7 separate regions of the Mus musculus genome follow, and regions 1, 2, 3, 5, 6 and 7 are each linked to region 4. The links are chromatin loops, found by intact Hi-C in ENCODE. Cell type or tissue: heart. All regions are shown on one strand. Each heading gives the region's core, and the rest is flanking DNA. Links, peaks and the distances in the headings are about the cores only.

What was found. Hi-C counts contacts between places; a loop is a spot of excess contacts. Peaks named below come from ENCODE experiments on the same cell type or tissue, not always from the same donor. Only the 100,000 strongest peaks of a DNase experiment are listed, where the experiment ranks them.
Region 1: it touches region 4 in a loop (3.0-fold over the local background); 31 of 42 quality-filtered maps call a loop at or near these places.
Region 2: a loop joins it to region 4, with 6 times the contacts of the local background. A loop is called at or near these places in 20 of 42 quality-filtered maps.
Region 3: it touches region 4 in a loop (2.6-fold over the local background); 3 of 42 quality-filtered maps call a loop at or near these places.
Region 5: a loop joins it to region 4, with 6 times the contacts of the local background. A loop is called at or near these places in 26 of 42 quality-filtered maps.
Region 6: it touches region 4 in a loop (7-fold over the local background); 17 of 42 quality-filtered maps call a loop at or near these places.
Region 7: it touches region 4 in a loop (5-fold over the local background); 20 of 42 quality-filtered maps call a loop at or near these places.

What each region holds. Positions count from the first base shown.
Region 1 is chr11:60,180,283-60,184,681 of GRCm38, forward strand. The region is part of intron 2 of Rai1 (retinoic acid induced 1); the gene reads left to right. Among named protein-coding and RNA genes, the nearest start is that of Mir6921, 18 kb to the right of the region's middle. In heart, for the core only: no CTCF peak of the experiment used is centred there; a DNase peak (open chromatin) is centred at 2,209; H3K27ac peaks cover 2,626 bases.
Region 2 is chr11:60,409,969-60,414,367 of GRCm38, forward strand. All of the region lies in intron 1 of Atpaf2 (ATP synthase mitochondrial F1 complex assembly factor 2), which reads right to left. Among named protein-coding and RNA genes, the nearest start is that of Atpaf2, 4.9 kb to the right of the region's middle. In heart, for the core only: a CTCF peak has its summit at 2,431 (motif pointing left); no DNase peak of the experiment used is centred there.
Region 3 is chr11:60,349,532-60,353,930 of GRCm38, forward strand. It overlaps Tom1l2 (target of myb1-like 2 (chicken)), which reads right to left and starts at 3,374. Exons shown (of 15, transcript NM_153080.3): 1 at 3,226-3,374. The coding sequence starts at 3,277. It overlaps Drc3 (dynein regulatory complex subunit 3), which reads left to right and starts at 3,849. Exons shown (of 14, transcript NM_029044.2): 1 at 3,849-3,901. In heart, for the core only: CTCF peaks have their summits at 1,922 (motif pointing right), 2,492 and 3,584; DNase peaks (open chromatin) are centred at 2,710 and 3,510; H3K4me3 peaks cover 2,208 bases; H3K27ac peaks cover 1,527 bases.
Region 4 is chr11:60,102,699-60,107,097 of GRCm38, forward strand. It overlaps Rai1 (retinoic acid induced 1), which reads left to right and starts at 2,315. Exons shown (of 6, transcript NM_009021.2): 1 at 2,315-2,696. In heart, for the core only: no CTCF peak of the experiment used is centred there; DNase peaks (open chromatin) are centred at 2,213, 3,013 and 4,093; H3K4me3 peaks cover 2,322 bases; H3K27ac peaks cover 2,493 bases.
Region 5 is chr11:60,197,995-60,202,393 of GRCm38, forward strand. Rai1 (retinoic acid induced 1) reads left to right here. Exons shown (of 6, transcript NM_009021.2): 6 at 37-1,201. The coding sequence ends at 51. Srebf1 (sterol regulatory element binding transcription factor 1) reads right to left here. Exons shown (of 19, transcript NM_011480.4): 13 at 4,165-4,267; 14 at 3,802-3,911; 15 at 3,586-3,718; 16 at 3,252-3,417; 17 at 2,641-2,841; 18 at 2,432-2,543; 19 at 1,090-2,157. The coding sequence ends at 1,928. Mir6921 (microRNA 6921) reads right to left here and starts at 2,623; the gene lies at 2,544-2,623. It overlaps Mir6922 (microRNA 6922), which reads right to left and starts at 4,333; the gene lies at 4,268-4,333. In heart, for the core only: no CTCF peak of the experiment used is centred there; DNase peaks (open chromatin) are centred at 318 and 1,837; H3K27ac peaks cover 1,333 bases.
Region 6 is chr11:60,291,131-60,295,529 of GRCm38, forward strand. All of the region lies in intron 1 of Tom1l2 (target of myb1-like 2 (chicken)), which reads right to left. Among named protein-coding and RNA genes, the nearest start is that of Gm38501, 34 kb to the left of the region's middle. In heart, for the core only: a CTCF peak has its summit at 1,848 (motif pointing left); a DNase peak (open chromatin) is centred at 1,801; H3K27ac peaks cover 2,251 bases.
Region 7 is chr11:60,174,637-60,179,035 of GRCm38, forward strand. The region is part of intron 2 of Rai1 (retinoic acid induced 1); the gene reads left to right. Among named protein-coding and RNA genes, the nearest start is that of Mir6921, 24 kb to the right of the region's middle. In heart, for the core only: a CTCF peak has its summit at 2,121; DNase peaks (open chromatin) are centred at 915, 1,415, 2,095, 2,825 and 1 weaker place; H3K4me3 peaks cover 3,760 bases; H3K27ac peaks cover 3,755 bases.

The sequences.
Region 1 (4,399 bases), core at 85-4,084, 77 kb after region 4:
GGCACAGAGCTAGCTGGACTATGGGCCCCTGCCACTGAGGGCATCAGCTGTGACCTACTGCATCCTAGTAAGAGATGCTGAGGGCTGTGTCCAAGAAAGAACTGGTGGGCCAGGGTCAATGCCATGGTGTTGCATCTCACTCCAGTGCCCTAGCATGGTAGGGATGGTAAGTCTGGAGTTCTCACACATTGTCTAGCGAACTCAGATTCAGCCTCTTAGGCCCCCAGCCTTAGAAGATTCTGGGTCCATTTTTTTCCCCCCGGTGTTGCCCAGGCTGGCTTGTTGGCAGTGTTTGGTAATTGAATTTAAAGCCTCATGAATGCTAGGCAAATACTCTACCACTGAGCTCTATGCCTAACCTGCCAGACTGGTCCTGAACTTGAGATCTGATCCCCTTGCTTCAGATTCCAAATGCTGGGATCATAGGTTTATGCCACTATATCCTGCTAATTTTCTATTTCAGTGATGGAGATTCTGTCTGCATGCTAGGCAAGTCTTCTAAAAAGCCTGAACTACAACCTGTCTCGTGTCTGCTACTTCTTATCTCTCCGCCTGCCTCTGTCTACTCAGGACCCCAGATCCTGCGGGAGGTGGGGGGAGGTAGTGTAAAAAAGATGTTACCAACATGGGGTGGTCTTGAGAAGCCGTGCTTTGGGGTAGTTTTGGGGTAGAGCTGCCTCACCACGACCACCACCACCACCACCACCACCAAGCAGATCCTTCAGCCTCTTCCTGATGCTAGCTCCTAGCCCAAGAAGTTTAGCGTAGTCTCAAAGGCCAGTGGGGTCTGACTGCTCTTGTGGGTTCCATGAAGATTCATCCCTGCTTCCCAGACAGGCCCAGCCCTAAAAACTAACAGAGACCTCTGATGCCTTCTGCCGATTGATTTTTTTTTTTTTTTGTCTCATTCCTTTTAGATAGTCTCACTGCCCCCAAGCTAGCTAGCCTGCAAGATCATGCAATACCTGTTTTCTCCTCTTCTTCCCCATCCACCTCCCTTTGTTGCTAGGGTTACAGGCTCACCCTGCTTTGTCCAGCTTTTTTTTGCATGGATGCTGGGGTTCTATACTCAGGTTCTCAAGCTTGTACAGCAAGCCCTCCTACTGAGCCTCTCCCAGCCTCCAAGTCTTAATATTTATTCTTCATCCATAACAGATGGGGAGAGCCTTGGGGTCTCACCTACCCACTGCTCCATGAATATCTGTCTTTTTCCAGGCTTCCTGGGCCCCATAAATACCCCCTTTCTGGTTCTCAGGCCTTGAATGGGTTAAACTTTGAATTTTCCTAAGCTCCCAATCAAGTTATAAACCACTCTGGCCAGGTGGGAGGACTGGTGACTGGGGACTCCTAGTGAAGAGGGAATGGGCGTCTTCCCACCTCTCCCTCCACCTGTCTCCCTTTTCCCTCGGAGTAACATTCCTACAAGGCCCACAGTATGCCCATCTCACTTGTAGGGCTCACTCTTGGGCTTGATGAGCCTGTGGGACTAACGACCCTTCACTAGAGACTGGTCAACTACTATAGGTAGGATTGCCTGCTGAGAACTAGGGTACAGCTCAGTGGTAGACCTTGCTTAACAAGTTACAGGCCCTGGGTTTGTCCCTAGTAGCACAGAAATATAGAGCCAGGCTTGCAGGCAGGGTCTGGCCTGCTGTAGAGGGGCACATAGGCATATATTTGTCTGTCCTGAGCTCAGCTCTGCATTCTTGCTGTCATACCAAGACACTCTCTCAGGGTGGGACTTTCTGGTGTGAGGTACAGAAGAGGGGTTTGATCTTCAATGTTCAGCTAACAAACATCCTCTACCCCTATTAATGTCACCTTTAGTAGTAGAAAGGACAAGATAAAACATAAAGTCCAGTTTTATCAGTGGCTAGCACGCGCGCGCGCGCGCACACACACACACACACAAAGTCTTTGGGAGAAGGCTGTGCCTGAGGCTCAGCCTCACTATTCCTTCAGTGCACTGTTTGATGGCTGTGTTGATGGCTTGCCGTCCTTGGCTGCTGGAATGTCAAAGGAGGTTCATCCAGATTGCAAGCACCACCAGATTCCACGAAGCTCTGCCCTTGTTGAGCCTGGTACGCTCTTCATCCAGTGTCTAGAGTAACCAGTGGTTACAGGGGTGGAGTATTCATGTCCCTAGGGCAATGAGGGCTGCTCTGGATTCCCATCAGCTGTGTGCCAGATTCTGCCAAGCTGGTTGAGGGGAAGCCTTGGCAAGTTCCCAGGAGAAGGGGGAGGAGCAGAAGCTGGGGCAAGGTTCAGGTTCCCTTCTCAAACCTTACTGCTGTTAATCCGGCCATCACAGCTTCTTCCCTCCCTGTTGAAGGTCACCATCACCTATGGGGTATTCATTCTTCCATCTGCTCTCCTGATGCCGCCCATGCCAGTCCTTCACTATCTGCGTCTCATCCCTTCCATATCCTTTCCTGGTGCTCTTGAAAAATAATCATAATCACAATAATTAATAACAACAGAGCCCGCTGCAAGTCTTAAAGAGGCAGCACCTATTTTCTGCTGGCAGAGCCAGCAGTACCTCTGTAGCTAGCAGCTAGGATGCCACCATGCCTGAGCCTTTGTTTCTGTCCCTCCCTCTGCCAGGGTTGGAGGGTGGTACTGGGGCACATGTTTCTGCCTGTGTCCTCCAACAGGCCCTGGGCCTCTGAGATTTTAATTGAACTGTCTTTTCTTAGAGATAGATGCTTTCCACATCCAGCTGCCTGTGTGCATCGGGAAGCTGGCCTGTAATCCTGTGTGGGGAAATTAAAAGGCATAGCAGCTGGACTGATTAGATGGGGCAGGGACAGAGCAGGCAGGGAGGGGACACTGTTCATGGCTCCCCTCTTTAGATGATGTCTCTGGTAATGCATTGCATTTTGGGGAATGTGTTGCAGGGATACACACACACACACACACACACACACAACTCCAGCCGTAGAAATGTTAATGATATCCACAGGACACTCAGCAGGAAATGAGAGTGATCTGGGACTAATAAAAACCGAAATGTAATTTGTGCAGATATATGAGGGAGGCAGATGTAGCCTTCAGAGCAGTCCGGGTTTGTGCGTTCTTGGCTTATAAACACACACCCAGGGAGGGCAGGGAGCTGGCATTTTGTGTCCTGGTCTTAGAAATGGCCCAGCAGCCATCCTGAGCAGGTGTTGCATTCCCCCCCCCCAACCCCCGCATCCAGAGTGTGCTCTGCTCTGGGAAGATGGGGCAGGAGGCACCAGGCTGCCCTGCCTCCAGCCCTTCTGGAATGGCAGGCACCACTTCGTGTTTCATCCAAAGGGCAGGTAGGCACTGTCCTAGTGAGGGGCTAGAGACATGTGCTGAGTTGGGGGTGGGATAGGCAGAAAGCTTTAACAATCTGGAGAAGAGGAAAGTTGTATTCGGGGCAGCTGGGTCAGTCCTACTGCTCTGAGCTCTGGAGGCTCTGGCTGCCTGGGAGTGCCCTGTTCAACTGGATGGAGCTCTTTTACCCCCCTTCCTTGGGTCAGTTCCCAGACAAAGGAAGGAAAGCACCTTTGTGGGATCCAGACTAAAGGGAGGCTGGATCTCCCTGCCAATAGCTCCCACTCCTGCCTTTCACTCCTGTCCCTGTGAGGCACTTACCTCTCTTCCCCCACATTTAGTTCTTGACAAACCAACCAAACCCCTGACACCTTTGTGGTCTATGGCAGTGTGTTTTGGGACAAGAACTGTTCCTTCCTAGAGGCTTGGGCTGCTCAGACCCAGAGAGCTTGAACATCCTGCCTTCACCCTGCGTGGTGGCTGGGTAAACCCTGAATCTGTGGGATGTGGTGCCAATAGTCAGCCTTCTTTGTGATTTCTCCAAAGCTTGGGGGGCATTCCTGTTTTTCACCACTGAGGATTTTCTGGGGTAACCAAAGCCAATCGGTTGAAGGAAACCAGCCGAGATAGCCAAGCCTGGATTGTGACTCCACAAAAGCCCCTGGTCTACCTGCCCCTGCCTTCCATATGAGTGCTGTCTGTACCATCCCTGACCTGGGAAAGTTCGGAGGAGCTCATTGGGGAGGGACAGAGAACAGGAAGGGTCGTGTGCTGCTCTCCAGTGGCCAGGGGACTGTGTCTTTGTCCCCTATTAGTATGCATCCCCACACTCTGGACTGCATAATCTGTTTATGCACCTATGATACCAAGAACAGGAGGCAGGTGCTACCATCCTTCATTCCCAGGAGTCCGGGGAGGGGATGCTTAGCAGCCCCCAGTCAACATCTGCCAGAAGGGACAGAGTCCAGATGGCACTACAGGGGAGGCGTGTGTGAGCGTGCATGGACATGTGCCTGATAGGTCCTTTGTACATGTGTGGATTCCTGTATGTGCAGTTACAGTGGCCTGGAATGCCACCTCTCCCCAATTGGGGAGGGGT
Region 2 (4,399 bases), core at 125-4,124, 310 kb after region 4:
AAGAGGAACTCCAAATATTTCCTTCAAGGGGGATAATCTGTTTTATATGTCTTTGTTAGAATTACAGGAACTTATAGAAACTTCATATGTGTGCAAGGCAGGGGGAGGGTCCTGGGGAGGGTTTGATAATGAATAAGATAGAAAAATCCTTGTCTTCATGTACTTTAAATTTTTTATAAAGTTATCAGACCTCCAAAAGAGGCATGGAAATAAGAGGACTAGTTGGAAAAAGGGGGTGCAAGGGGGGAGGGAATGAAAGGATAATGGAGAAGAATATTATATTATCATCAAAGATTGGACACTAAAGGCTCATATATTTGCATGCTTGGTGGATCTCATTGGTGCATTGTTGGGAACGATTAGGAAGTGAGGCCTTGGTGAAAGAGGTGTGACCCGGAGATGGGCTTTGAGGTTTCAAAAGCTTATGCCAGGCTCTGTCTCTCTCTCTGCCTGCTGCCTGTGGATCAAGATGTAGCTCTCAGCTACTTCTTCAGCACCATGCCTGCCACCATGTTTTCTACCATGACGATATGGTCTAACCCTTTAAAACTATAAACAAGCTTCCATTAAATACCTTCTCTTATAAGAGCTGCTTTGGTCATGATGTCTCTTTACAGCAATAGAACACTGACTTAGACAATATATATGTACAAAATTATAAAAGAATAATTATAAGAATTATCAGCTCTGGCCACTGAGATAATGATACAATTGACCATATCATCTGAAACTATAACACCATTCTACTATTGCACACATTCTACAACAAAATAGGTAAGTTTCTGCCACCGTTAAATTTCCCTACTTTATCTGCTACCTGGTGGGCTGGCCACAGCCTCCTTTCCTATCTGTGATTGAAGTTGTATACTACATCCACTGTGCATTCTGGTGCCTCTACTGGGTAACATGCAAAAGTCTGGCCAGGCAGAAGTCAGTGAGAACAATTCTTGACACAGGCTTGAGAAATGGGTGAAAGAAATGGGACACAGAAAGGACAGAAACTGACTGTGAAGGACCGACTCTCCCAAAGCTGCCAGGACAGCTAAGTTTCCTATAACCCTCATCTTCTAGCATGCTCTGCTAGCCAGGGCTACCTCTATATCTGAATAAGAATTTAAAAGTATGGATAGTAAGGTGATTAGAGAGGAAATAAAGACACACAGAAAACAAGACAGTAGAAAGGCAAAAGAACCCAAGAGATAATGGCTTCATATTCAAAGGCTTTAGACAGGGCTTTTCAGTCTGAAGTTTTGACACAGGGCAAACACCAGTCTTCCTACTGGTCCTTACATTCAAGGACCAGCCTTGGGGATGAGATGTGCTCTCCAGAGGTTCTGTCTAGTGAGAGCAAAATGAATAAGTGACTTCAATGACAGCAAGAACATGTGGATGGTGGGAATCCAGACTGAGGAATCCTTATCCCATCTTGAGTTGCAAAAGGACCTCTGAGCAAGCAGTTAAGAGTTCATATGTGGGGGCTGGAGAGATGGCTCAGTGGTTAAGAGCACTGACTGCTCTTCCAGAGGTTCTGAGTTCAAATCCCAGCAACCACATGGTGGCTCACAACCATCTGTAATGAGATCTGACGGCCTCTCTGGTGTGTCTGAAGACAGCTACAGTGTACTTAGACATAATAAATAAATAAATCTTTAAAAAAAAAAAAAAAAGAAAAGAATTTTCAGGATTAGAATGGCTTACATGAGGCTCAGTTGATGAAGTACTTGCTTCACAAGTATGATGATCTAGTTGAATGCCCTGTACCTATATAAAAAGCCAGAGAATAGTCATGTAGCTTTCAATACCAGTGTTGAAGAAGTGGGAACAAACAAGAGGATCCCTGCAGCTTGCTGGCCATTTAGCCTAGCCAATTCAGCAGCCCTGTCTCAAAACACACGGAGAGGGTCAGCAAGATGGCTCAGCAGGTAAATGTGCTTATCATGCAAGCCCAATGACCTAAATTCAATCCCCAGATCCCACACAAGTTTGAAAGGAGAGATGACCACATAAAGATGGTCTCTGTCCTCCACATGCATGTGTGGCACATATATCCAGACACATATACAAACAATGAAAAACAAAGAGGCAGCCATAAGAAAACAAAAACAAAAAACAAAACAAAGACAGGAGAGAACAACTTTGAAAAGCTAGTCATAAGAAGAATGAGAAATTAATAACCTCTAGTTTTCTTCCCTGAGACGTTGCTTAAGTCCATATACAGAAACAAGTGGTTTTCAGTGTCACTTCCTTCTTAAATCCCTCTTGTCTAATGTATGGTTATTCTACCACTCACAGTTTAGGAGCTGCCCCCTACCCCCCACTTTTAAGAACCTAAAGGCACAGGACTACAATTCCCAGACTACAATAAAAATCTGTGTCAACCATACAATCATGATACCGTTATCTTTTAAAACAGCGCCATCTGGTGGGTCTTGGACCTTAAAGCTAAATTCAAAATAGTTAACCTTTTATAATCCTATGACATCTCTAAGTGGTGGTTTTCAGACATCAAAATTCGTTTAACATAAACATATAAAGAAAGCCTCCAACTCAGGCCAGGTATGGTGGTGTGTGCCCTTAACCACAGCACTGAGGAAGCAGAGGTAGGCAGTTTGAGACCAACTTGGTCTACATGGAGATCAAAGCCATCCAGGGATACACAGAAAGACCATCTCAATAATTAATGTAATTAATAATCCACACTGAAATACTACATCACACCCTTTGAGGTGACTATAATAAAAAAGTCAGACAATAACAAGTTTTAGTGAGGGTATAAAGAAATTTGAGACTTCATGCACTAGTACTAGAAATTTAAAACATTGCATCCACCTTAAAAAACAAAAAACAACCTTAAGGGCTAGGAGGTGGGGACACAGGTATTTAATCTCAACAACTGAGAGCAGAGGCAGATGGATCTCTGTAGTGTGAGGTCAGCCTGCTCTACAATGCTAGTTCCAGGACAGCTATGGCTATACAGAAAAACTATCTTGACACCCCTCGCCACCAAAAAACCCCCAAAAAACAAAAACTAATCTTACTATTCCTTAATGAGCTAATTTCCATTTGATCCAGCAATTTTAAGCTTAGAAAATATAGCCAGGAAAGATAAAACCAAACCCATGCAAAAACTTGTACACAAAAAGTGCTGTATCAGCATCATTCATCATCATTCATTACTCAACCAAAGAGTAAGAAACAACTCACGTGTCCATAAATGTGTATTTCTACACCAAGCTATTCAGCAATAAAAAGACTGGACTATGGATATATGTATGATACAACACAGACAGACCTTGAGAACATAAATACTCAATTACTAAGTAGAAAAGGCTAGTCCTAAGCTCCACACAATGCAATGTCTAAAACTGAAATCTTTAAGGAAGTAATGGTTGCCTACGGCTGGGGAGATGGCCAGGCAGGTGGATGGTACTAAAGGGTACTCGCTGCCTTTTTTTTTTTAATGTGTTTAGGAATTTTGCCTGCATGTATGTCTATCCACGATGTGCACGCCTTGTGCCCAAGGCCAGAAGGCATTTGATCCCCCGGGACTGAAGTTATGGATGGCTGTGAGCTGCATGTAGGTGCTGGGAACCAAACCCAGGTCCTCGGGAAGAGCAACCAGTGCTCTTAAGCCTGAGCCAGCACTCTATCCCCTACGGACTACTTTTTACCATGATAAAAATGTTCTTAAACTGACGGTGATGGTCATTCAAATTAGTGAATATATACTAGGGAATGTACTGTATGCTAAGTAAATTATATGTATTAGATTTTTAAAATTTTATCTCACCTGTGAGTGCTCTGTCTGACTGTATGTACATGTGCTATGTATGTGCTTTGTACCCACAGAGGTCAAGGTCAGAAGAGGGTATCTGATCCCATGGAACTGGAGTTACAGATGGCTGTGAGTCACTATATGGGTGCTGGGAACTGAACCCATTCCTCTGTAAAAGCAACAAGTGTTCTTAATCTCTGGGCCATCTCTCTAGCCCCTTAAGTAAATTATATCTTAATAAAGGTATTTAAAATTCTGCCAGGGTCAGAGAGATGGCTCCGTGGGTAAAGGTGCTTACAAGCAAGTCTGATTCCAAGTTTAATCTCCCAAGCCCATGTAAAGGTAGCAAGAGAGCACCAACTGTCAGAGGTTGTCCTCTCATCGCCACATGTACAGTGGCACATGGATGCCCAAATACATGCATACACAAATAAATATATGATAATAAAAAATTCTTGCAGCCAAATACATAAGTGCACTATTTTCCAAATTGCTTTTCATCTGGAGTGGAGGTCCATACCCTAGGCTGTTCTGGCCAATATAATGAAAGCAGACAATATGTATGAGTATGTGGCTTTGTTCCAATAAAACTCTACTTCAAAAGCAGATAGCCGTCTGGTCCCT
Region 3 (4,399 bases), core at 233-4,232, 250 kb after region 4:
TAAGAGGAACAAGTGCTCATAATAAGAATCACCTAGGTCGGGCTGGAGAGATGGCTCAGTGGATAAGAGCACCAACTGCTCTTCCGAAGGTCCTGAGTTCAAATCCCAGCAATCACATGGTGGCTCACAACCATCTGTAAAGGGATCCGATGCTCTCTTCTGCCATGCAGGTGTACATAAGGATAGAGCCCTCATATACATAAAATAAATAAATAAGTATTTTTTAAAAACCTATCCAGCCCTTTAAGTGTCTTTTATAAGCAATAGTGGATGATCTAAGGCCTGGGAGGGTACTTTCCTTCACAGATCATAAACCAGCCAGATCACATAGCCACTTCTGATAGAAAACCCAGCCCTGACTGTTCTGCTGTAAACAGAGAACGCAATTCACAGAGTCTCTACAATGTTCTAGATAAGAGATCAAGTGCTAGCAGACATGAACCCTTCAAAGTAAGCACTCAGTAAGACACAGGTCTCTCCCCGCCCTTCCCTCCTTTTGCTCAGCAGACAGTCACTCTCAGGCTTGGAATGCCTACACAACCTTCTGAGGTTCCATAATCAAGGTCATTTGATGCAGGTCACATCTAACATGTTTACTTATTTCCATCCATTCAAATGGCCCTACATCCCTTACTTCTCTCTACATTCTGCCCTTCATATGCCTCAGCTTCCCTCCCCTACCCCCCACTCCACCCCTCTAGTTCCCTGGCTTGAGCTCAACATTGGGTGGAGAAGTGAATTTAGACTGCGCTGAAAGGGCACTTGGAGAGAAGAGGAAGACAGAAAGGAGAGTGGGTGGGAGACACAGTCGGGGCTGCAGAGAGGACTCGGTGCTGAACAGCACTTGCTGCCCAATCGTGAGAACTGGGGTTTGGATCCCAGCACCCATATCAGCTGGATCACAAATGCCTGTAACTCTGCACCATGGAATCTGATGCCCTCTTCTTCCTCCACGGGCACCCTATTCACACTCACACCGACGCATGCACACACATACATAAATAAAATAAAATCTTTTCAATATAAGAGGGGAGGCTGGAGAGATAACTCAGTGGTAGAGAGCACTGGTGCTCTCCCAAAGGATCCAGGTCTGACTCTCAGCACCCACATGGCAGCTCACAGCTGTCTGTAATTCCAGTTCCAGGTTCTGACACCCTCTTCTGGCCTCTGTGAGCACAAGGAATCAAGTGGTGTATAGACATACATGAAGGCAAAACAAACACATAAAATTGAAATATTTATATATATACATGCACATATATGTGTTTATATGTAAACACATAAAATTGCAGTATTTACATACACACACATATACATACAGAGAAAAAGAGATACTTGAGTGAACATCAGAGAAAGAAGCGTCATAGAAGTGGGAAAAGACTTTCAGGTCCCAGAATCCATGATCACTTATAAAAGACACTTTATCAAAAAAGAACAGAATGGCAGGGTGTGGTGGCACACACCTTTAATCCCAGCACGTGAGAGGCAGAGGCAAGCGAATTTCTGAGTTTGAGGCCAGCCTGGTCTACAAAGTGAGTTCCAGGACAGCCAGGGCTACACCGAGAAACCCTGTCTCAAAAAACAAAAACAAAAAGCCAAAAGCCAAAAACCAAAACCAAACAAACAAAAAACCCAAAAGGAACAGAATGCTCCCAAATGTCAATCAACAACAGAAAAAGCCTCCGTAAGTTTGTAAGCTTAACAACAGAAAAGTAGGCTATAAATTCATATACAAAGTAGAAACAAGCAAGTCTCTACTGCTTGAACTATAAGACCCATAAGGATAGTACAGAGCCCAGTTCATAAAAGATGATTTCAACCAGCCGGCAGACCCAACTTTAATTTTCAAAAATGTTACATATGTGGGCGTTTTGTTTGCCTGTCTGTGCACCATTTACATGGTATGTTTAGGTATGTATATAAAAGACACCAGAAGAGGGCAATCAATCCCCTGGATGTGAAGTTACAGCCAGTTGTGAGCCACTATGCAGTGCCAGGGCCTGAATCTGGATTAACAGCCAATGTCTTTAACCGGTGAGCCAGTTCTCCAGCCCCAAGTTTGTTTGTTTTTAAAGCTAGTCAGCACTTTTGACTGATCTGTTGGCATAAGCTCCCACCTTGGATGAAAGGCCAAATTGCTTTATTATTCATTACTTGCAGTGCTGGATCCTAGATCAAATCCAGGATTTTGTGTGTGCTAAGTTAATGCTCTACCACTGGACTATTCCCTGGTCTGCCAGTGTTTTCTTCTGTAAGGAAACTTCACAGCGGCCAGTGCCATTCCTTATGCAGCATGCGGCCCGCCTCTAACTCCTTACACTACTGACAGCTGCTCTGATTACTCTACTACCACTTTATGTAGTGGGAGAGCAAGAGGCAATGTAAGGAGACGCTTAATATCAACAAGGAAGATTCAGAACTTTAGAACTTGAAGAGTCCCACCACATCTTATCTCCAAATACCCCGTGTGGCAGACAAGAGAACGTCAAAATATAAAGCGCACAAGGTCAGGAGGAGCGTCCCTGGCAAAGTCACTACTGGAGTCCAAGTTTCCGGGATCCAATGGACTGCTTATCAACAAAGCAGCCCTGCCTCCCTTCTTTCCTAGGAGGCCTAGGAGATTCTGCCGCCACGCCATCCCCCTGCCAAGCCAGTCACTTTCCCCGAGGGCCTCCCCCATCCCAGTCCCTCCTACAGCCTGACTGAGTTGCAGCTCAAATTAGAAGTCGTGCAGCATGGGGCATTTTCTGGGAAAGTGCCCAGCCTCAGAGCCATTGGTACCAATGAGCAGGGACAAGGACGGAAGAAAGAGTTCCATTCCACAAAGGCTCCGGGAGACAGAGGCCCTGGGAGCAAAGGCAGCGAGATACCTGGGGAAGAGTACTCGCAGTGACATCTCCCAATACGCAAGGGTAAGCAGACTAGCATGGACACTACTTCTGGGGAGAGACTTGAAAGGCTGGGCCCTGATGGGCAGGGATGCCGGGGACCTCTCTAAGTCCAATCGGCACCTCGGGGGAGCCTCCTTGTAGGGTGAGGTGGCACCAGCGTCAGGCAGAGGCCTCGTGACAAGGATGCCCAGTCCACCTTTGAGATGACACCACTTATTGGCAGAGGCCCAACCCGCACGTGAGGTGATTTCAGTGCCGGGAGGAGGCCCGCGGATCTCACCAGCCCGGTCAGCCGCTGTGGCTCACTCGACGCCTGCCCCACGCGCGGCCTTACCAAGACACTGCCCTACAGGGGTGCTGAACGGATTCCCCAGCAGGAACTCCATCTCGGCGGGCCTCGTTCCAGCCCGGACTCCTGTGTGCCACGGGTCTCCGCTGCCCGCGCCGCGTTCTGCCCTGACTGACACTTGCCCCCGCCCCACCCTCCGGAACGCTGAGCGCCCGGCCTGACCTCGCCCTCTGGGTGCATCTCTATTGGGCAGCGTCTAACCAGCCCACTTCCGATTGGACGACACTCCACTCTCAGTGAAGTCCCACCCACCCCGCGGCGTCCGATTGGGCACGAAGCAAGCTAAGTCACTAGGGTCTCCGTCAGCCTAGCGGCACAACCCCCGGACCCGCCTCCAAACGAGTGGCCGTTCTTCTTGATTCATTAGCACGTTGGTCAGTCTAGAGAATCTTTACTATTATTGGATAAAAGGTGTGTCAATCGTTTACATAGGCGGGCAGAAAGAAAGCGTAACTAGAAGTTGAAGCTCGTTGACTGTGCTGATTGGAGAAACGTTTGTTTTCTTCAAGTCTGGTTGGTGTTAGAAATATGGCCACGTGACGAATCAACTTTCACCCAGGATATTTATCGCTTGACTTCCCCTTAGCAACCAAGTGGCGGTGTTTGGTTCCCCAGCAACCAAACGAAGCGTCTACTGCAAGGGGAGACAGTCCTTAGGAAGGTAAGAATCAAGAGTTTAGCTCCAGAAGATTAGAGGTTGCATGATTGAGGTCTGTCTTGTAACTCTTCTTGGAGGACTCCGACCTGACCCGTCTCATCTGTAAAATGAGCACACATGTCATTTTTACACTTGTACTGAGACTTAATCGGGCTTTTGAAAAAGAAAAGAGCGTATAAAATCTTAAACTAGCAAAAGCAAGTAGGAAAAGGGTCCATCAGCCAGTTTCCTGGCCTGATTCGTTTCACTGAAAGAGAGGTACCCGATACACTGATAACTCATTCTAGAGTTTGGCTGTTATATCCATCCTCTTGATCTGCAATAAGGTATTTCATTTGGTGCCGTATGAAGTGTTTGCGATGAGAATAAAGATATCAAGGTTCCATCTCAGTCTCTGTCAGTAATTCACTCTATGACTTTGGTCACAGACCCCCCCCCCGGCCCCCCACATACACACATACCTCAAGCCTCAATTTCCCTATCTGGGAAGTAGGGACACTA
Region 4 (4,399 bases), core at 234-4,233:
GGTGTGCCCGTGCGTCTTGGCACTTTACATAGATAATTTCAAGGCTATCCTACCCATACCATAAACATACAGGAACTGAGATAGAGTCTCACTGGCCCAGGCTCGTATTGAATTCCTGGGCTCTGGCAGTGGTCCAGCCTCTAGTTCTCCAGTAACTGGATGCCAGACCCACTACTGCTGCTGTGAGTCTCTTTCCTCTTCTGTGCAGTGGCTTGCGGTGAGGTAGCAGTAAGAGAAGCAGTGAGAGAAACCAGCTCTCAAAGGTCTCCAACTTCCAATCCCTGAAGCCTAGGGATATCTTCATATACAGCAAAGGGGGCGTGGCCGTCCTAGATGTGTTTAAACAAAAGGGCTTGTTGAGATGAAGAGTTTGTTCTAGATTATCAAGGGACTGGAGTACAGTCCTGTATTCTCAGGAGAGGAGGGAAGACCAAGGGAGGAAGTAGGAGCCAGACAGCTGAAGCAGCTTTGTTGCTGTTGGTTTTTTGTTTGTTTGTTTTTTGTTTGCCTTTTCCAGCTTCTTGCAGTTACCAAGGTGCCCAGCAACCAGGAAAGGAGGTGGGGGGGGAGAGAGAAAGTGAGAGTGAGAGAGAGAGAGAGAGAGAGAGAAGAAGAAGAAGAAGAAGAAGAAGAAGAAGAAGAAGAAGGAAGAGGAGGAGGAGGAAGAGGAGGAGGGGGAGGAGGAAGAAGAGGAAGAGGAGAAGAGGAAGAGGAGGAGGAAGAGGAAGAGGAGGAGGAGGAGAGAGAGTGTGTGTGATATGCCTAGTGTGTCTGGAAAGACCATTCACTGTGCTTGGCTTATGGGAATAAAGATGCCATGCTCAGAAACCAGGTCTGGAGTCACAGTTGAAAGCAGGCCTGAAACAACACAGTGCCCACTTGCCCTCCTCTCCGCTTATAATTTGTGTTTCCCGCCAGGCAGTAAGGAGGACCTAGGGTGGGTCTCGGCTTTGTCAGTATAAGTGAAGGACCTTCATAGATGTGGTGGGCTAGGAGAGAAGCAGTCAGGATGTATAGGATGAGGCAGAAGGGGTGAAGTGTCTGTTACAAGAAGACAAAGGTGCTGAACTTAGCACAACGCTCACACTCCTGATGAAGAAACAGGACTGAAAGGGTGACTGACTCACTTGTGTCAAGTCACCTGGGGACTTGGGTGCTTTGACCTGATGAATGGCTCAGACTTCGACGAAGCAGGTAACTCATGCCACCCTGAGGAGGGGAGCAGAAGCCTTGGGGTAGCCACGGCTCATGGGGCTGTCTATAAGTTAATCGGTTCATTTACAAATCCATTCAAAATTCTTTTACTTAAAATCTGTTGGTGGCTTACTTCCCACAGCACTAAGGAGGCTGCCTTTAGGCTCTTTGTAGTCCTACAGGCCCTGACCTTGGATTAAAATTCAGCATGCTTTTTTTTTTTTTTTTTGGTTTTCCGAGACAGGGTTTCTCAGTGTAGCCCTGGCTGTCCTGGAACTCACTCTGTAGACCAGGCTGGCCTGGAACTCAGACATCCGCCTGCCTCTGCCTCCCAAGTGCTGGGATTAAAGGCGTGTGCCACCACTGCCTGGCTAACATGCCCACTTCTTATCCCATTGGGTATGTATGGCCTCCTTACACTTGTGCTTATTCATCAAGAGCACTCCTGCCTCGGGGCACCCACACTTGTCTTTTCCTCTCAAAGAATGCTCTTCCATGCGCTGCTGGTGCAGGCTCCTTCCTGCTCTTCAGCGATTTGTTCAGACAGGCCTTCTCTCACTCGCAGCTAAATCCATCACTGCACCTGCTGATTTTCTTCCTAGCACTTATTTCGCTCTAAAATTATCTTCGTTATGGACCTGATCATTGTTGGCTGTCTGAGTCTCCCCTACACAATGCCAGCTCCTTGACAGGCAGGAACCGCACTGCTTCGGTACCCAACAAGGTGCCACATGTGCCGTGACTACATTTTTTACATCTAACTTGAGGAAATTTGAAACGGATTCTCCAACCAAAGAAACAGTCACAGGTGAGGGCCACATGGTGGTGGAATGAGCGGGGGACGGGGAGAGGCCTGGCCCAAGTCTAAGTCCAAAATCCTCAGCGAGTGATGAGCAGACCATGTCCTGTGGCTGTCCCCAGGCCTTTCTCGCCGGGCTGCACCTTCAGGCCCTCTGCCAAGCCCCTGCCCCCAGACAGACATGGGGCGTGCAGTGGGGCGCGCGGGCGCCAGGGGGCGCTGTCGGGGCGCGAACGGCCCACCTGGCACCCGAGGCCACGAGCGAGAGCTGCCTGGCCGCCCGGGAACTTTTTTCCTCGCGCTCTCGCTCTCCTGCTCCCCCCGCACGTCGCCCGCCCGCCCGCCGCTCTTCCTGTGTGGAGGGGATCGCATTTCTCTCGGGCTCCCGCGGGCATCAGGCAGGCCCGGCAGGGTGCGCGGTCAGGGCCCGCTACGCGCGCCGCCGGCTCCCGGCGCCCCGGTGCCACCCCCGCTCGCGCCTGGGCTCGGACAGGCCGCTTGCAGAGCCAGGCGGTGGTGGCGGTGGTGGCGGCGGTGGCCAGGGTAGCTGGCTGCCTTGTCGAGGTCCGAGGAAGGGGCCCCGCGGCCCACCCTCTTTCCCGCCCGGGCGGCCGTCGTGCCGGACACCCATGGGCGCGCGGGCCTCCGGGCCGCGAAGTCGCAGCGCCGGACGCCGGGCCCCGGAGTGACCGCGGGCTCCGAGGTGAGCGGGGAGCCCGGCGCGGGGACAAGGACCTGGGCGGGGGCGGCGCGAGGCGTGGGGACCCAGCGGGCAGGGGTCCGGGCGGGGGCCGAGCGCGCGTGGGGCGCGGACGCGGGGTCGCGCGGCCTGGCTTTGTGTGGCGCCGGCGTGAGGCCGCTGGTGGCCGTGTAGGAGCTGCATGAGGGGATTCTGGAGAGTCGGTGGCCCGCCGGGCGCCGGTGCTGGGACCTGAGGCCCAGTGTCACCGAGTGTGGGGCGGGGACGTGGGGCGGTGCAGCGAGGGCCCGAGGGAGCTTTGTGAGTGCGTTCTGGGTGGGGACGGGGAGCCGGAGGCTCGGGGTGTAGCCTGCTCCCGGGTGTCCGGACTGCGAGGGCCGCTCGTGGTGACACAGGACGCGGCGGTCGCCGCGTGTCCCCGCCTGGGCCTGTGCGCAGGCCCCGCACTGACCAGGAAACGGTCCCCGCGACCCAGGAGTCCCTTCGTGGCCAGGCCCTGGGCGCACGGGCCTTTTGGGGTGACGCCACCGGCTGGAGCCCGGGACACGCGAGCTTGGTGCCCTTCCGAAAGCGGCGCGGCGGCCAGGCCCGTGGGCCCTTTCGAGGCCGAGTCCCACGCCTTTTGGAGGCAAGAAGACCTGTGGGGGGGGGATACTGGGCCGAGCGCGGCAGGGGCGAGGGCTTGGCAGGGCTGGGAGGTGACATTTGGAGCTCTGGTCACAACTGGAGGCCTTCAAGGAGGAGCAGAGGGGAAGCGAAACACAAGGCAGGCTCCAGGTCGCGGCGGCCCCAGTTTCCCGGGGCGCCCGTTTTTCCCAGCGACCAGCTAGCTAGCTCCTCTTGGGGCTCCCGGTCGCTCATTCACACAGCAGGGCGGGAGTGCAGCCAGGAGCTGTGCCTGCGTCCCGGGAACCCAGGACCTGAGGACTCTGAATGGATTAAACCCGAGCGTCTTACGCTCCGAAGGACTGGGGACGTGAGGCTGCGTGCCTGCACGGCGAGCCCAGGCCGGCGCGTCCCAGCCCCACCGCACGCACTCCCGCAGCGCTTGTGTCGCGGTTCGAGCGGGGCCCCGCGCCCCCTCCCACCCCCTTTTCCAACGGCAGTGCTGTGTTGAGAATTCAAGGGCATTACATCTGGTTGCAATCTAGTTTCATGCGGCTGCTGGGCTGTTAAGACCTCGAGCTGACGTCAGAGCAGGGGAATTACTTCTTTTTATTTTATCTTTTTTTAGTTGTCTGCTGCCCTGGGAGGGGAGGCGGGTGGAGAGTGGGGCCAGGCAAGCTGTGATGTGGAGGCGCCAGCGCGATGGGAGCCCAGATCTGGGAGCTCTGCTTCCTATCCTATCCGCCTTCTCCTCCCCCATTCTCCACACTTCTCTCAGCTCCAGCCAGGCCTGGGTTGGGGGCAGTGGAGTGGAGGCCCTTCCTGGCTGACTACACAGCTGTTTCCAGAGGTTTCTCTGGGACGTGGCCCTTGGGATCTGGAAGCTGGAGAGTAATCTAGTTTCCCACCCCTCCTCCCAACACCCCAGAGGGTATGTGGGGCCCAAGAACAAGGCATAGATACAGCCATTCTAGTCACAAGGCAGCCTCTCCCTAGAAGCCCGGCCAGGCTCTCAGCGAGAATTCCTCGGAGAGGAGAGGAGCGAGTATGGGGCGATTGAGGCCTCAGAGGCCATCTTGGGAGGGGGTAAAATGTGACCT
Region 5 (4,399 bases), core at 150-4,149, 95 kb after region 4:
GCTGGTGATAACAGTAACGGGCTGTCCCTCCCACAGAGGCTGCCGTTGTAATCCCCGTGTGGCCGAAACTCCGAGGAAGAAGAGCTGCGCCCACAGCCGGTCCTTGATCCCATCCAGGGTCTAGGTTCCGGCTGCCTTGGGCGCTGGCGTGAGGCCTAGGTTGCGAAGAAAACCGGGGCCAGGCTTGGCGAAGGCAGGCCAGGGAGTGGCCAGACCCAGGGCACAATGTCTCAGGCGGGGGGCAAGTCCCCTGCAAGTTCTGAAAAAGACGTGGCATGCAAGCTGTGCCCCTGGGAAGAGGCTAGGCTGCTGGCTCAGTGGACGACGTGGGGCAGACCCAAGCCTTTCTTAGAGGCCCAGCGGCGGGGGACATGGCTCAGCACTTGGCATGGATCTGCCCAAGATCGTGGCAGCCTGGGCTCAGGCCAGTCTATCCTTGATGCGGGCTGGCCTGGGGTGGCGCCCTATGGCTTCTGTTTGTCCCCTTTCCAGTCTTCCACCCCACTGTTGGAGCCCCGTCTGGAAGCCTGAGGAGACTGGGCCTGGCTACCCTCTAGCAGATGTGCAGCTGTCCCAGACAAAACACCAACATGGGATTCAGGGACTGCCACTCAGCTCACTCGGCTCATAGGCGGAGACAGTGCTAGATTCGTGTACAAACCTGTGTACCCCTCTATATATATGTTACATAGAATGTATATATGTTGGGAACATGCTCGCTTCTGTGTGTCGCTGCTGTGCGTCGTGTGCTCCACAGCACAGAGCCCTAACCTGGCCTTGGCTGGGGTCGGGGCCAAAGTGATGCCCCTTCCCCGAGCAACTACCACCATCACCACCACCACGGCCAGCCCCCACCTGTCCGTTTGTGTCCTCAGCTCTGTCCACGCTTTAATAGGCCTGATGCAGCCCCTTCTCCCTGCAACGTTCTGTACATATGACTGTAAAATGGTAAACGTGTGTATTATATCTGGCCTCGTTATATAGTGTATATATATGTATACATATACATATATATAATATATATGAAGACTGTAAATGTTAAGACAACTAGTGTTCTTATTAGTATATTGCTTCACACTGAAGATTGTGTGTATCGAGCTGTTTCTAAAAGATGTTTATTTTCCTTAAGAGTTAAAAAAAAAAAAAACAGTCATTGCATTCAGAAAAAAAAAAGTCAATAAAGATACCACGATTGTTTTGGAAGTGTGCGGCCTGTGGATGCCGACCAGATTCCCTAAGGGGTTGGGAGTAGAGGGAAGGGGCCGGGGGACACAAACAGGGTTCCCAGTCTACTCACTAATGGGCCCTGATCCTTCGCCTATGCTGGTGCACAGAGATGACTAGGGAACTGTGTGTGTTTCTGGATATACGGGGTTATTACCTGGTGGAGGGCTGGAAGGCAAAGGAACAACTGAGACCATCAAGGCCCCTCAAGGGTTATGAGCCATGAGATCAGAGGGCCAAGGTGGCTCAACATAGCATCACCAAGCCAGCAAATACACCTTACAACAGATGGGAAGTCCGGCTTCCCAAAGGACAAGCCAGGAAAGATAGCAATCAGCTGAGGCAGACATCTGCCTACCCAGATAAACAAAACTGAAGTTATAAATAATTTCATTTTTTAATATTCTGTACAAAATTTCTCAACCTATGAAAATAAAGTTTGCAAAAGTCAAAGTAGTACATGGGCCTGCCCTGGAGCCAGGCCCAGCCGGATCTACACTATGTACAGGTCTCCCAGGGTGAGCCTCAGCTAGGGAAAAGCCACTAAGGTGCCTACAGAGCAAGAGGGTGCCATCGGGCCAGTGCAGCCTCTGCAATTTCCAGATCTGCCACTAGAGGTCGGCATGGTCCTGATTGCTTGTCAGGCTCACCCTCTGGAAGACCACAGCCAATGACAAAGGTCCTCAAGGGAAAGCTTTGGGGTCTAGCTGGAAGTGACGGTGGTTCCGCCGCCCAGGCGCAGGAGCATCTGCTGGCAGTCCAGCAGTAGCCGGTGATCGCCAAGCTTCTCTACGGTGCGTGCCGCCTCGGCCAGCATGCTCATTCGCTGCCCAGGAGCCGACAGGAAGGCAGGGGGCAGATAGCAGGATGCCAACAGCAGGGCCTCGGTGTGCTCCCGCCATGTGGGCCGTGGCTCCAGCTCAGCTGTAGTGCCTGCACAGATCACATCAAAGGGAGGGAGGCTTAGGTCTGGCCGAGCCCACACCCCATGTGCAGGACAAAGTAGCTGAGCTCTTCCACGTGGAACTCCCAGTCTGGCTGCTTTCTCCACTTGGGCTGGGCACACAGGGGGGCTCAGCTTCTTTCCTATGACTGCCTCAAAAACTGTCATCCCCGCTGATTTCTGTAAGTCAGCTCTCAGTATGTCTCACTAGACCAAGACGGCCCCTGACCCTCACCAGCCCTGTAAGCACAGCCACCTCCTCACCTCCTTTGCCACTGGAACCTGCCCTCCTCCTCAGACTGCGATCCAGGAGCTGGTGTGTCCGGGCAGGACTTGCTCCTGCCATCAGCCGAGCTGTGGCCTCATGTAGGAATACCTGAGAGGCAAGGAGTAGTCACCCGTTTCAGATTTACTGTCCCCCCACTCCCGGCTTCCTACCTCATGCCCCTCAGTGTGAGAACAGTGGGACTCACCCTCCTCATAGCAGGCCGGAAGCTCTGTGCCAACCGCCGCAGGCTGCTCAGGTCATGTTGGAAACCACGCAGCTCCAGAGCAGAGGCCTGGGGTCCATTGCTGGTACCGTGAGCTACCTGGACTGAAGCTGGTGACTGCTGCCGCTGCCACAGACTGGTACGGGCCACAAGAAGTAGATCACACAGGAGCAGCTGCATGGCCTGGGATAGCAGGCAGGGCAGAGGGAGGAGTTTCCCTATGGACATCAAGCTTTCCCTAGCTGAGGGCCACCCTGTCTCAAGGCAGCGTCAGTAAGGGCAGGAAGTCCACAGCACTGGGGCCTGACTCCAGGTTGCATCACTGAAGCACTGCATCTGCCTCAACACATGCACCGCCTCCTGCTACAAGCCCGCAGTCTTCCCAACAATGGCTCCCAACAGGAACCCTGCCAGTCTGCTCCCCACACCCTCCTTCCTGGTGGTGGCGAAACAGTAAAGCCCCCTCTCCCCAAGACTTAAGCCGTCGTTAAAACTGAGGTAAATCCATTTAGCATTATTCTGTACTAACACCAAGAACCTGGAAATGGACAGCTGTGACCCTGGCCTAGACAGGAACCCACCCTACCCCTCACCTTGTCAATGGAACTGCCAGTTGGTGTAGAGGCTAAGCTGTCCCGCAGGTACCCACTGGCCTTCTCACAGATGGCCAGGCTGGCTGGGCTAGATTCCACCTTTCTGTGGTCCAGCAGAGCCCGGGCAGCCTTGAAGGAGTACAGAGCTGCCCTGGGCAGGGGTCTCCTGTTGGGGCCATGGCAGACATAGGAAGTTAGACCAAACTACAGCCCTCCCTGAGATCTCCCGCCACGGTTCTAGACTCCTGGGAGGACAGCACTGTCCTCCTGTACAGATATTTAAGCAAAGTACTGCGGGGCTGACTGGGCGGGAGGGACCTGGCTGGGGACTCACTCAGTGTCCTGCAGCACCTGGGGGATATGCTCTACCAGTGGGTACAAGCGCTCAGCTGCCTCTTCATCCCGCCTCAGCCAGTGGATCACCACAGCTGTCAGTGAGGCCCACCACTTGGCCACTGGGTCTGGGCCTACAGAAGAGGGAAAGGTGCTTGACTTTCAGCCACACTGTATCTGGGTCTGGCAGGAGTCAGGACGGGGGTCTGGAGCTCACCAGTGGTGGCAGCCATGCTGGAGCTGACAGAGAAACTGCAAGCAGGAGCCCCGGCAGCATCAGAACAGCTATTTAGCAACTGCAGATATCCAAGGGCATCTGAGAACTCCCTGAGGCAGGAGAGAGCTGTCAGGACACATAGCAGCAGTCTCGGGTTCTGGGTGAAAATGGCTCTCACCAACCGTCCAACCAAGCATAGTCTGACCCTAGGATTCTACAAAAATACCACCTGTCTGGCTGATAGGGGAAAGCAAGACCCAGAGAGGCTCTGAGAACAGAGTCTGGCTACTCAAGAGGTTGGACAAGGCTTTCCCAGATGCCCTTGTTGTAGGTCTTGCCTGGGAGTGACACAGACAAACTCACCTGTCTCCGTCAGCTGCCCCTGGGCTGGGCTGAGCAATACAGTTCAACGCTCGCTCTAGGAGATGTTCACGGAATAGCCGGGTCACCTGGGCCAGCGGATCCACTGTGAGAAGGGTGAGCAGAACAGAGGTTAGGCACCCTCCTCTCTACAGTCCCCTCCCACACCAATGCCTTAATAAGCTGGGGCCCCAACCCAGAGCTACTTCCTAGTTCCAAACCCTAACAGACAGACAGT
Region 6 (4,399 bases), core at 165-4,164, 190 kb after region 4:
AACCAACTCCTGTGCTCTATGTGTGGAGTGTAGCATCTGCATACCCATGTATACACACACGCACACACACACGAACACACAATTGTTTTATTCTTTACTGGCAGAAACACTCATGTTCAACATAAACCACATTTCAAAAACTCTATTTGTAAGAAAGAGCCCCCAAGAATATTGAAACCGCTACTGTGGGGAGGGAAAATATTTAACACTGTATGACTCATTGGGTAAAAGTGCTCGCTGATCCCTAGGCCCCACATGCTAAGAAAGAACAGAGTCCTACAAGTTATCCTCTGCCCCTTCCCATGAATGAATAAATATAATAAAAATAAATTTTAAAAAATATATAACAGAAAAAAATCCAATTTACTAGCTACAACAATTCAAAAAATTTTTCAGTATTTTCTTGAGATATAAGAGTTCTCTGCTGAGGTGTTTTCAAATGACCAATCAAGCACTACATGTACATGTGTAGAAACCCCCACTACTGGAAAAATTCCATTCTTTCCTAAGAAATGTAGCCGGGCAGTGGTGGCACATGCCTTAAATCCCAGCACTCGGGGGCAGAGGCAGGCAGATTTCTGAGTTCGAGGCCAGCTTGGTCTACAGAGTGAGTTCTGGGACAGCCAGGGCTACACAGAGAAACCCTGTCTCGAAAAACAAAACAAAACAAAGAAATGTGAAGGCTGGGCTGCAGCTCTTCACAATTCACCTTTCTCTCTAATTGTCAACTTCCACAGCAATCTACTGTCTCTGCCATCCTCGGGCTCTCTGACAGAGATGACAGGAAGGGCCCCATCTCCCATGGATACTATGGACCACTCTGAAGGACAGTCTTTTGTGTTTTGTTGGCTGCCATGGCAGGGTTTCTGAACCTTCAACATCTTAACCTAGCATTTACCGCTCTCTTTCCCTTTGGATGCCTTCTGTTTTCTTCTCTTTCCTAACTAGCCTAGCTACCATCTCCACTTCTTTGTTGAATAGAAGTCGTAGGAATGAGCACCCTTTGCCTGCACAGACCCATCAAAGCACAACCATGACGGTGATGAGCGCACACGTCCAAAGGTTCAGCTCAGCTCTATCCCGCAGAACAGCAGTCTCTACTGGGGGTGAAAGCAGCAACTGCATGAGGACCCCGGCTCACCTCTGACCTGGGGCCTTGCTCCAGCCCAGCCACTACAGAGCCACCACCTCACTGGACGTCTTCTGACCACAGTACCTCAAGGGTCAGGCATGGAGCTTCCTAGGCAATTCTGGGTTCTCAGAAATTCTACCTTTTTTAGTGGCTCAAGAGCCAAAAGTACATTTTTGCCCTTAGCTAGACTTGCTGTTGAGTGTCTTTAAGTGGCTGACCTTGCTGGACATGGTGGCACATACCTGTAATCCTTGCACTGGGAACCTGTGGCAAGAGGATCACAAGTTCAAAATCAGCTTGTGCTACATAGAGGGCCTGTTTCACATTCCCACCCCACCCCCTCTCCTGCATGAAAAAGAAGCTGGCTTTGGACTGCCAGGGCCCTTCATTTGTGCATGGCAGTGGCAGCCTGGAATGGCAGTGAACTCAGACTTCTGCTGTCTTGATCCTTCTGGTAACGGGTACCCCAGGGTACCAGACCTTTCCCACATTTGTAAAATATAGTAACAACAGATTTCCTTTACACAGTTGCCTGAAGGGAAACTAAATACTATAGAGAAAACACCTGCTGGAGCCTCCCCTCCCGAATAACTCCTCCTCCACAGCCATACTAGGAGCTGACACTTGTTACTATTGTTGTCTGAAGGGTTCTCCCTGCCAGCACCATTCCCTCCAGACCTCCATGAGCACTCATGTGTCACCACTGCCATCTACAGGAAAACAGTTCACCAGATTCAAGCATCCAGGAGCTCCAAATGTCCTTTAGCCCTTTCATATTTCTAGGTTTCTGAGCCAGAAGTTTCATGATGGAAGGTATAAAGAGCTCCCTTAGTGGGAAGAAGCCTCAAAGCTTGGCTTGTTTCATCTTTAGGGTGAAGGAGCAGCAACTGCACGTTTTTTTTTTTTTTTAATGAATCTAAATATTTAAAGCCCTTAGGGGATTTAGAACCAGCTAGGAGAAAGAGGTATATTTCATCCTGGCTCTTGGAAGAGGGCAGGAGGCAGGAGAGGAGTACAGTGTTGTTGCTAGCCCCCCAGTAGTCCCTTGCCCTCGAAGCTACTCATCTGAATCTTCAGGAATACACAAAACCCCTTTAAATAGAAAAATAGAACAGAGGATGCAATTTGCTGCTTAACAAGTACACAACCTTCAATCTAGCCCACAGGGATGGAACCTGGGACCTGACCATGCTGAGCAACTGTCTGACCACTGGGCACATCCTCAGCTGCCATCAGCTTCCCACATACATCAGGTTCTTCGCCCTCCCTTTCCTTTCCAGTCAGGTTTGCAGTTTCTTTTTTTTTTTTTTTTTTTTTTTTTTAAGAAATTATTTATTTAATATACATGAGTACACTGTAGCTGACTTAAGACACACCAGAAGAGGGCATCAAATCTCATTACAGATGGTTGTGAGCCACCATGTGGTTGCTGGGAATTGAACTCAGGACCTCTGGAAGTGGAGTCAGTGTCCTTAACCGCTGAGCCATCTCTCCAGCCCCCGGTTTGCAGTTTCTAACAAGTGAAGAAAGGCTAAGAAGTCCCCAGTCCCTTGATGCAGGGCAGGAGGTAGGAGCTCCTGGTAACCACATGACTCCCATCCTCTGGCTGGACCTGGTCTTGTAACCTAACCTATTCCCAAACAAAGAACACCAAGGACAAAGGAGCAGACTGCCTGGAGCAAAAAGGAGAGTGCCTGTAGCAGCCTTCCTGACTGTAGAGGAGGGCTCCAAGACCAGGGTAAGAGGGGCAGAAGGGCGTGAGACTGACCTTGTCCTTTCTTCCTTCTTTATTAATACCCTTTTTGTTTTGAAGCAATTTTAGATTTACTGAGAAGCACCAATAGTCCCGAATTCTCATCTCAGTTTCCTCCCACATTGGCATGTTATATAACCAGTGTGCATCTGTCAAAACTTAAACACGGAACACAGTGTAGTACTATTAGCTAAACTCCAGACACTACTCACATTCCTTCAGCCTTTGCTCTGTATTTTTGTGCTGAATCCAACCAAGAATACAATACTCCAGTTAGTTTTCACCCCTTTAACACTGTTCTGTGTTCTTTAAAATCTGACAAACCCACAAACTCACCAACTTGCTTTCCTGCCTGGAGAGTTCCACCCCGCAGGCTGCTGTGTATGAGCCAGGATTCCACAGGGCCTCATTAGGGCATCACATCCACCCCTACCCAAACAAAGAAGCCCTTCAGGCCAGCCCAACAACAGAGAAAATAGGAGCTTGTTAGCCACACAGGCCCAAGGCTGCTGACCCAAGTTCTTTTTTAACTGGAATTCCCTTAAGGGGAATCCACAGATTTAAAATGCATGTGGGGTGTGTTCTCCAGGTGCAGAGTCACTAGTCTGATGTATTCCTTTCTTTGTACTCAATGGAATACGCTATGTGTGGAGTAAATGAGTACAGAAAGGAGCTAGGGAGGGCTGGGATGCAAACATATGGTGGCCATCACCACAGCTACCAGCTACCACCAGGAGAAGGGGCCCCTGAAGAAGCCAGCAGGCTGGGAGGAGGTTGATCGCTTATCCTAGCCAAACAGGCTGCTCTCTCCTGTTGACTGAGAAAATAAAAGTCTCCTGGGACTCAGTGTTCAGGTAGAGCTCTGGCTGAAGCCTAGCAGATACCTTGGTGTTGGGGGTGGGGGACATCCCACTGTGGGTCATGTGTTAGACTGTGATGGGAATAGCAAGTCAAGACAGAACCTTTGCCTCAGGGAGTTTAGCCAGATCACAGACTTACAAGCAGAGAGCTAGGACACCAGGAACAAATGTTAGCCAAGAGGTGCGCTCTTAACCTGACAGTCCAAAGAATGAAGAATGATTAGCAATGATGACAGAGGGAGAGGGGGTACAAACAAGGTAGAAGAGCAGAACTCGGAGGATGAGGAGGATGGAGGAGTGGGGGTGGGGGCAGGGAGAACAGAGCTGTTAGAGAGTGGAGGCTAACTTGTAAGAGTTCTCTCGCTTTCTGCAGTCTGGGGCTTTTAAAATAGGGGTCCCTGTTGACAAATCACTCTGGGAACAGCTTGGGGGGCTGTGGGCAGGAAGTGCTGTTACTGGAGTTAGGAGCTGGGTCTCAGTAGCTCTACCAAGCCAGGCTCTTCTAGGGACCCTCAAGAGGCCAATTGCAGAGATAAATACTAGGGAAAAGCAAAGAAAGGAGATGTATTCAATGTGGCCACACTGGCAAAAGGAACCACGAGAGGCCCACGCTGCCCCTCAAGTCCATCTACACAGTCCTAACATGAGTTTAGG
Region 7 (4,399 bases), core at 128-4,127, 72 kb after region 4:
CAGTCCTCTTCTTGCTCCTAACCTACCTTGGCTCCCAGGCCCCTCCCATCTAGAGCCCCCTGGGATATCAACCTCTGTCTGTTTCTTCCAGGTGCTCTGGCCTGCTAGGCCTCTTTACTTACCTGCGTGCTACTGCTGGCCTCCTGAGGCCTCTCTCCTGAGGACGAACCCAACCAAAAGCCCAGCCCCTCAAAAGCTGGGATTTTTTTGTTTTGTTTTGTCTAGCTGACTTAAGCCTCAAGAGATTGGTCTCAGCCTTCCTAGTGTGGGGACCCTTTAATACCCTTCATGTTGTGGCGTTTCCCTGCCATAAAACTATTTTCGTTGCTACTTTACAACTGTAATTTTGTTACTGTTGTGAATCGTAATATAAATATTTGTGGTTTCCAATGGTCTTAGGTGACCCGTGACAGGGTCTTGACCCGCATGTTGAGAACTAACTCCATGGTTTTTGTGTCTGGGATGGCTACCCATTTCTCTGCTGACTGCTGCGGCTAACCACCTTCTCCTTAAAGAACGTTTCTCCTAAGACTCCCCCGAATTGGGTTAGGAAAACTCTAGGATATTTGAGGGTCTCAGTCAGATCCCGGAGTTGGTCCTGACTTGGCTGCCCATCTGATGCTCACCTCTTCTAAAGAGGGCAGAATGAAGTTTAAGGTGGGTGGCCTTTCCGGGAGAAGAGCAACCACAACGGACGCGAACTTCCTGCGACCTCATACTGAGGAAGGAAAGGGTCTGAAGAAGGCGAGTCAAAGTGGGTTTCTCCCTAGGGGGAGCCTAGGCAGACCAACAAGAGGGAGTAAACCGATCTGGCAAGCTTCCTGTGTGCTCCTGGCACGTCCCCAGACCCTGGCTCAGGAAGGGGCTTGCTTTGAAGTTTCCGGCAAGACCTGCCCATTGCTGTTCAAACGGCTTATTTGTCTAGTGGCTTAAGGAAGGGGACTGGCGGTGGGGGTGGCAGCGCCTGGCTTGGCGCCGTTGCACCCTGAGGGTCCGTGCATTTGGGAACTCCAGCTTCTGTGAACTAGAGGATGTTGAGATCAGGCCGAGAACCCCAGGGGGACTCGGTACTCCGGCCGGCTGTTTCAGGCTAGCGGGGAGCTGGAGCCGCCTCGCACCGCCACTCCGCGCAGGGTGGGAGGGAGCGAGGGAGGCGAGGGGACGAGCGCCGGCTCCCCGCCCCCATCCCACCCGGTTCCGATATTTAGCTGAAAGGCACGCGGCTCCTAATCGGCCCTTTCCAGGCTGAGATGTAGCGGCGCTCTGCCCGCGCAAGGGCGGGGGCCGGGCCCGGGGAGGCGCAGAGTCCGGAGCCTGCGAGCGAGGTGAGGAGCCCGCGTCCTCGGCTGCTGGAGCGGGCGGGCGGGCGCGCATCGCCGAGGCAGATATAGAAAGGGGGGCAGGTTAAAAATAACCCTCTTCGGCTGGGAAGCTCGCGCGCACTCTCTCGCCTCGTTCGGTGCCAGAGGACTCCAGGGGAGGTGGCGTTGGGGAGGGCAGCGCGGGATTCCCCTCCTCCGCCGCCGGGCGGGGTGCTGCCTGCACGCCGCGGCTGCACGTGTGCGGGGCCGCGCGCCCAAGCCCCTCGGTCCGGCCCGCGGCGATCTCCCCAGCCTCACGCTTCTGGCTGCCGCCCCTCCCGCACCCAGAGCGGCTGTAGGAAGCGCTCCTTTATTCATTATTTACGAGCGTTAATAGGTTTGGGGCGCGCGGACTGGGGGCGGAGGCGAGGACGCCGCGGGGACCCCAGCGTTCGGGGAAGGGTGCGGACCTGCGGGAAGGTCTACGGGGCGGGGGTGGGGAGAGCTCACACGCAATTTCGCCGGCGCGCACTTAGCCGAACGGGGCGAAGGGACTATAGGCCCCCACTTTCCTCCCTGCACGGCCCTTGCAGCCGCGTCCCTGACGCAGCTCTGGCCTCATTTATCATCATCTTTGGTCAAGTGGAGTGTGCAAGGAACAGCTGCTTCACTCGGCTGACTTCCGAGGGCGGCTACAGCGGGAATCAGGAAAATGAATGATGGAGGCTGGGGGGCCGCCCCCAGGTCCGGGTGCAGGCGGGAGGGAGGCGGGGAGCATCTTGGCTGCCTTTGCCTCGTGGCAAGCGCAGCGCCCCCTTCCTCTCTGGGCGCCCACAGTCCCTGCGGATCTGTGGCTTAGGACGGGCGGGTGTGCCGGAGGTCGCCGTGACCTTGCTGGGGTCAGTGGGTTGGGCTGCGGAGGAGGCGTCGCGGCGTCTTTGGTGGCCCTCTCCGGATTGGCGGAAGGCCGGGAGACAAGGAGGGGGAGGGGAATACCAATGGAAGGTGAAATTTTACCTGCCCCTGAGGGAGTCCTGCGGATTTTCTCCCGGCGACAGCCGCGCTCTGCCTTTGTCTTACACGGCCGAAACATCTGTAGCAGCGGCGGAGAGGCCGCAGACCCCACCCTCCGCGCCGCGCCCTAGGCAGAGTACCCTGCTGCAGCCCACACCTCAATGTGGGGTCCTCGCCCGCGCCCTTCCCCGCCTGGTGTCGATGGGGCGGGGGCTGGTTGCGGAAAGGGTTAATGGCCTAGTCGCAGACCCTAATTGTCAGAGCTAGGCCCCGCTCCGTTCCAATTACCCTAAGTAGAGACTGAATGCGCAATTAACGGAGTCAGCTTGCCAACTGGAAAGCTGTCCCCGCTTTCACGTTGAGCGGAATACTCCACCAGCTGACTTGGACGAAGCAATTTCCTCTGCTCTCCCCTTTCTCTCTCCTCCAGCCCCTTCTCTTTTTCTCTCTCCTTAATAATAAAATTATACCAAGCAGTTTGCGGTGTGGCAGGCGGCCAGAAAAGCGTTTCTTTAAACGCCGCCGTCTCACAATTAGGCAGCAAGAGGATTTGACACGCCGAGGCGGCCTGACAGGCGGCTTCCTCCCCTGGGGGCGGGTGCAGGAGGGGCTTCAGTGCCCTGCTCCCCCATATGGAACCCGCACTGAGAAGGGGCCAGGGCTGCACCTCCTGGGCTGTCAGCTTGCTGCAGTGAGAAGCCCTTGGGGCAGGCAGCAGGGGAGGTTCTACCCAGACTCCTGGAAGCAGCAAGATCTTTCCCTGCTGGGCTATACAGTAGGAAAGCCATGTTCTCTGTTTCTGTGTGACAGAGAGGCATTTGGGGCACGTAACTGCTGAGCCTGGTGGACAACTTACTGACTCTCTCTCTGGATTTTCATTGATTTCTTCGGGTTTGGGATTGGAGTGTTGAGGGAGAATGTGCCCAGTTCCTGGGGCTGGTTGCTTTTCCATGCCAAGCTGTCTTCCGAGGAGGTTGCAGACAGGACTGTCTGTGATGAGCCAGAGACCCTCTGCTGCTACCACTGCGAGAGCAGACCTAGAGTCCCCATGAGCACACAGGAAGAGCTGCTTTGAAAGCACCTGGGTACCCAGACCACTGGCTCTAGCAGCCAAACTCAGAACTGGACCACGGTAGGTAGGTAGGCAGTAGCCACTGTAGGAGGGAGTTTGTTCTGGAAGCTTCCAGAGGGCAGCCACTTGCTTCCTTCATCATTTTCCCTCTTCCTGCCCCTGGGTGGCCTTCAGCGACGCCTTGGCAGTTCACTGCGACTTAAGCTACACACATCCCCTGGAGCCTCAGCTCTGCGCTCTGCTTGCTCTCCACCTGGACGCTTGGCTGAGCCAAGCTGGGCTCAAGAGTCAGTGGACACCAACAGGAAAGGCTGCAGGAAAGAGTGCAGGTCCTAGTTAGATAGTTTTTGTTCTGCCCACCAACTCCCTCACCCACTCATGAAACTGCTCTGTGGCCTTCACCCTCTGAGGCTGTGATAAAGAATAAATACTGTGATAAGCACAAAGCCAGTAGTGTCCCTCTGTCCCACTTGGTCACCATCAGAGCAATTTTTATAGGGGCAACTCTGGGGCCAGAGTAGGGCTTTGGAGCTTAAGAGCAAACACTGAAGTCCCTACCTTCAGGCTCTTATCCTTAGGAGGCAGCTCATTGTACCATTAATTATGTAATTACTGCTGTCATGAACCCCACATGGGAGCTTGGCAGGGGTCCCAGGAGGGGGGAGGGGTGGGGCCTTACCTATCTCTTGTGGAATGTTACAGGGCACCTCCTACACCACCTCTACAAGCTGAGCTCATGCCACACTCCTACCTCTAGCTCTTGAGCTCTTTCCTGCACCCAGGCCTCTCACCTTTTACTTCAGGGTTTGCCTGGGCCATGATGCTACCTACCTACCAAGGCCTGCTGCTCTGGAGCCAGAGAACATCTAGGTACTCCTTGTTGCATTGAATACCCAAGTCCCCAGCCCAAGAAGCTAAGAGCTAAAGTGCATGGGTGTGTGTGTGTCCACTTTGTCAGTCTTTGACACCTGGGGCTGATGGTCAAGTGACAACCCACAGATGGTCCTTTTGA